Linked DNA regions of Homo sapiens: region 1 is linked to region 2. Evidence: read pairs that join two places in POLR2A ChIA-PET (ENCODE). Cell type or tissue: PC-9. All regions are shown on one strand. Links, peaks and the distances in the headings refer to the core of each region. The heading gives the core; the rest is flanking DNA.

Region 1 (2,805 bases), core at 232-2,731, 950 kb before region 2:
GGAGTATCTAGATGACCATAAAACAAAGAACTTTACGGTTTAACAGATAATACTTAATAGTTGGAGGATAACATAAAAAGCAATTACTCTTAAAGGAGTTGATTTTAACAAAGTCATTAAGTTCACCTTCCTTTTCTAAGATAAAAACCACTTTGCCTTTTGTTAACCAGAGGTCAGCCTAGAGAATCACCAGAATGAACAAAGTTTTAGTACCCTTTTCTGAGCAGTAGGTCTATTTGTGTGGAGTAAGTTTTTTCCCCCAGAAAAATCTCATTTGGTTAAGTTTAGCTATACTTTAAATTGAGCTTGCAAACTCTGTTTCTGCTTAAGTTTAAAAGTTTGGTATATAAAAAAGTTATTGTCTGAATTATTGCTATCTTTAAAGTTTATAAGTATATAGAAAAGTTGGTTTTGGGGCTGTTTAGTTAATTTGAAAGTAGAGCTTTTCCAGTTTTTGTGCTGTTAGTAAATTTTTCTACTTTTTAATTCGTCTTACCATGTATGGCAGGAAGGGCAATAGGAACCATTTATTGTGGGCTTCATAAACTCAGATGCTGTAATAGAGTCAATTATGTAATCTTATTATTCCTTACTATTTAAAGAAGTAGATATTAACCCTTCTACAAGAGATATACAGAGGTTCCAAGAAGTTAAGTAATTTCGGTAACATAGAGATGGAGATTTGGGCCGCTTTCTGTGATTCCAAAGCATAGTTTCCACCATAGCACACAGAGAAATGGCATAGTATGGTAATCAGTGGTTGGCTTTGTAGCCAGACCATTTGGGTTCGAATCTCAGCTTTGCTGCTTACAGCTTTGTGACTTTGAGTGAATTATTTAAATGAGACTGTTTGCCTGTTTCTTCATCTGTTAAATAGGAACAATAATAGTACCTTCTCCTAGGGTTGTTGTAATAAATAATATTTGTATAATTCTTAAAATAATGTCTGACGGTAAGAACTTCATGATTATTAGAGAAGTTGTCTTTAATGAACATCCTTTAACACACCAATCCAGTGAAATTCAGTGAAATCTGCACAGATGAGTTGCACACGGAGGGGTGTTTTTCTTTCTTAGGTACTACTTTTCTGTTGACCTTTGTAATTTATTTGAATCAGGATCTAGGTCCCACAAACTGCAATTGGCTGCCATTTTAAATGCCTTAATTTGCATATTTCTCCTCAGTTTTTTTCCTTGTACTTTGTTGAAGAAACCAGGTCATTTGTCCTGCAGTTTCCCACATTCTAGATTTTCTTGATTCCTTGTAAATTGGTAGTTGGATATAGAGGCTTAGATTGAGATTTGATTTGGAGATAGAGAAGACTGAGAAGACTAAATTTGTTAGGTGATTCTGTGTATTTGGGGATTTTTATTTTCTGGTTTGTTCAGTGGTTCTCATCTGTATCATTTTCTTGCAATTTCTCTGTTGGGCAACATAGAATAACTTTATGGTTTATTTACTCTCGTTTGAGATGCTAAGTAAAGTGGAGTGTTTGGTTTGCTTTGGTGCCCAATTCAGTATTAACTGTTCCAGGTAGTTTCTTTCCTGCCTTTTTTTTTTCCTACTTGTATATTTATTCTGTTATAAAATTGAGCCAAGTATCATGGGTTTTCAGTGTTCTTGTTTCCTGGTTTTGGTTACTAATGAATAGTTGTCTCAGCATATTCAATCTGAAAATTTCTCAAAACTGAATTTTTTTCCCTATTTTCTACCCTCCAACTATTAGGCATTTTATTATTTGCACTTATGGTATACTCACTGTAGGCTAGGCACTATTCTTTTTTCTTTTTGCAGGGAACAACATCCAGGCATTACTCTTAACACTTTATATACATTCACTCATTTAATCAACAATTCAAGAGTCTCCAAATTAGGTAGGTATTTGGGACAAAAAGGGGTGAAATAACTTATTCAAAGTCACACAGCTAGTGTGTGACAGAGCCATCTAGGTCCAGAATTTGCTATTCTAACTTAAAAATTAATATTTGCATTGGAAGTGAAGCTCATCTAAGAAGAGATTTTTAGAGATGCTTTTAAATGATTCTTTTTAAAAAAAAAAAGTATGTCTCAGCTGGTCATGGTGGCTCACAACTGTAATGCCAGCACTTTGGGAGGCTGAGGCAGGCGGATCACATGAGGCCAGGAGTTTAAGACCAGGCTGGTCAACATGGTGAAACCCTGTCTCTACTAAAAATACAAAAATTAGCCGGGCATGGTGGTGAATGTCTGTAATCCCAGCTGCTCTGGAGGCTGAGGCACTAGAATCACTGGAACCTGGGAGGTGGTGGTTGCAGTGAGCCAAGACTGTGCCATTGAACTCCAGCCTAGGTGACACAGCGAGACTCTGTCTCAAGAAAAAAAAAAAAAAAAAAGCGTGTCTCAATCTGTTAGTCACTACTATTAAATCACTCATTTGTTTAAAAAAACTATAGTTTTGAAAATGTTACAAATAGCCTGTTTACTTGTAATCATAGGGAAATAGAGCCTTTTGGTGCTGCTGAAACTGATAAAAGTTTATTTATTTTGTAGAGACAGGGTCTTGCTCTGTTGCTCAGATTGGAGTGCAGTGGCATGTTCATAGCTCACTGCAGCTTTGACCTCCTAGGCTCAAGTGATCCTCCCACCTCAGCTTCATCCTGGGCCCCCACCCCCCGCCCTGCTGGGAATACAAGTGTGTGCCAGCATGCCTGGCTAATTTTTTTTTTTTTTTTTTTTTGTATAGATAAGAGTCTCTCACTGTTGTCCAGGCTGCTCTTGAACTTCTGGACTCAAGCAATTCCTCCCATCTTTACCTCCCCACATGAT
Region 2 (2,805 bases), core at 181-2,680:
CAGTGGTTCACGCCTGTGATCCCAGTACTTTGGGAGGCTGAAGTGAGTGGATAATTTGAGGTCAGGAGTTTGAGACCAGCTTGGCCAACATGGTGAACTCCTGTTTCTACTAAAAATACAAAAATTGGCTAGGCGTGGTGGCAGAAGCCTGTAATCCTAGCTACTCGGGAGGCTGAGGCAGGAGAATTGCTTGAGCCCAGGAGGTGGTGGGTGCCAGTGAGCCTAGATCACACCACTGCACTCCAGCCTGGGTGACAGAGTGACATTTCATCTCAAAAAAAAAGAAACTAAAAGAAAAGAGAACAGGAAGAGGGAGAAAAGCAGAATAACGTTGAAGAGAGATGATAGTGGCTCAGCCCAGAGTATTAACAATAGAGGTAGTGAGATATGGTTGGATTCTGGATGTATTTGGAAGATAGAGCCAACAGACATAATAGATATGGGTGCTAAAGACGGACATTAAAAAGCACTCCACTATTTTGTTTTGTTTTATAGGAAGGATGAGTTGCCATGAGTTGAATTGGGGAAAGTGGCACGGGATTAGGAGTTCAGTTTTAGACACGATGAGGTGGAAATGTTTAGCTGGAAATAGAAATGTAGGAGTCATTGGCCTATAATGATATTTAAAGTTCTGAGACAGGATGAAATCAGCAGGGTGTAAAAGCAGATAGAAGAGAGACTCCAGACCAGGAGCCCTGCCTCACTCCAACTTGAATGAGACTGGATTGAAGAGGAGAAATCTTCAAAAGAAAAAACAACACCATGCACACTCAGGCCAGGCACAGTGGCTCATGCCTACAATCCCAGCACTTTGGGAGGCCAAGGCAGGAGGATCACTTGAGCCCAGGAGTTGGAGACCAGCCTGGACAACATAGTGAGACCTCATCTCTACAAAAAAAGAAAAAAATATTAGCTGAATGTGGTCGTGGTGCACATCTGTAGTCCCAGCTACTCCGGAGGCTGAGGCATGAGAATTGCTTGAGCCTGGGAAGCAGAGGTTGCAGTGAGTCGAGATTGCACCCCTGCACTCCAGCCTGAGCAACAGAGACCCTGTCTAAAAAAAAAAAAAAAAAAAAAAGCTGGGTGTGGTGGCTCACGCCTGTAATCCCAGCACTTTGGGAGGCTGAGGCGGGCAGATCATGAGGTCAGGAGTTCGAGACCAGCCTGGCTAAGATGGTGAAACCCCATCTCTACTAAAAATACAAAAGTTAGCTGGGTTTGGTAGTGCATGCCTGTAGCCCCAGCTACTCAGGAGGCTGAGGTTGCAGTGAGCCGAGATTGTGCCACTGCATTCCAGCCTGGTGACACAGCGAGACTCCGTCTCAAAAAAAAAAAAAAAAAAAAAAAAAGACTATGCACACTCCAGCCCCTCCTGGAAGAACCTACCTTTTTCCAGAAATCCTCAACCCAGTCTCCACCTACCTGCCCTAAGTTCCCTTGAGACTCCCTTTTTACCAGGCCCCTCCCCCTGGGAGAAGGTGCTTTGAGCATGAGCTCCCCTTCCTCCATTCCTATGATGTAAGGTTTTCTTCTTGGTCACTTTGCAAGCTGGGGACCTCTGGCCAGCAATGCCCTGCCAGGTCTCACTCGCCAGGCTACCTGCTGCAGGAGATGGCCTTTACTTGCTGCAGGAGACGACCCACCCGCTCAGTCCAGTTGGCGGAGTCTAGCTTATGCACTGGTTCCCGAGTTCTCGTCCCACGAGCCCAAGAAGAATGAGGATGCACTGGCAATTGAAGAGTGAGCAAGGTGGGGTTTTACTGAGTGATAAAACAGCTTTCGGTGGCTGTGGGGGGTGGTCCCCCTACCTGAAAGTGGGAAAGTCCCCCTAATATGGCTGAGTCCAGGGCTTCTATGGGCTCAGAATGGGGGAAGGGCAGGCCATAGGTAGTATTGGAAAAGGCAACATTCAATTGGTTAAAAGGCATTATTCAGAAAGAATCAATCAGGAAAGGGCAGGCAAACAGAAACAGAAGTTCTCACTCTGGGTTGTGGGTTTCATCCAGGACCAGCAGTCGGTCTTTCAGCCTTCAGGCTGTTTTTGGTTTGAAGGTGGGGTTCACTGGGGACCCACCCCTATCTGCCTAGGCATTTGGCTGCCTCCTGTTGCTATCTCCTAGATCAATGAATAAAGCTTCTGCTCTGCTTTATGGAACCTGGCCTTGTTCTATTGGTGCAAATGGTTCCAGGCAAGGAAAGGACCCATTAGGATCAAACGACCCCCTTTAATGTCTGTAACAACCGGAGAAAAACCAGGTAGGTAGGGTGTTCTGGAGGAAAGGGTGCATAGGCCATCAGGGAGTGGAGGTGAGGCCCTCTATTCAGGCTATGCCCTTGAACCTTCTAGGGTGTTGGTGGCCCTTCCCTCTGGATCTGCTTTTTTTTTTTTTTTTTTTTTTTGAGAATGAGTCTCACTCTGTCGCCCAGGAGGCTGGAGTGCAGTAGTGTGATCTTGGCTCACTGCAGCCTCTACCTCCCGGGTTGAAGTGATTCTCCTGCCTCAGCCTCCCAAGTAGCTGGGATTACAAGTGTGTGCCACCACACCCGGCTAATTTTTTATTTTTTATTTATTTTTTAGTAGAGACGGAGTTTGACCCTGTTGGCCAGGCTGGTCTCGAACTCCTGACCTCAGGCGATCCGCCCACCTCAGCCTCCCAAACTGCCAGGATTACAGGCGTGAGCCACCGTGCCCGGCCTGTTTTTGTGATGGGGTCTTGCTTTGTTGTCCATGATGGCTTCCAACTCTTGGGCTCAAGAGATCTTCTTCCTTCAGCCTGCAGAGTAGCTAGGATTACAGGTGCAAGC

Evidence for each region. Peaks named below come from ENCODE experiments on the same cell type or tissue, not always from the same donor. Only the 100,000 strongest peaks of a DNase experiment are listed, where the experiment ranks them.
Region 1: POLR2A ChIA-PET joins it to region 2 with 25 read pairs; 5 of 35 experiments call an interaction of 5 or more read pairs at or near these places.

The regions. Positions count from the first base shown.
Region 1 is chr1:45,679,803-45,682,607 of GRCh38, reverse strand. The region is part of intron 2 of GPBP1L1 (GC-rich promoter binding protein 1 like 1); the gene reads left to right. Among named protein-coding and RNA genes, the nearest start is that of GPBP1L1, 5.3 kb to the left of the region's middle. RefSeq lists a silencer at 2,437-2,731. In PC-9, for the core only: no CTCF peak of the experiment used is centred there; no DNase peak of the experiment used is centred there.
Region 2 is chr1:44,725,701-44,728,505 of GRCh38, reverse strand. No RefSeq gene overlaps it. Among named protein-coding and RNA genes, the nearest start is that of RNU5D-1, 4.1 kb to the left of the region's middle. In PC-9, for the core only: no CTCF peak of the experiment used is centred there; a DNase peak (open chromatin) is centred at 1,435; H3K27ac peaks cover 715 bases.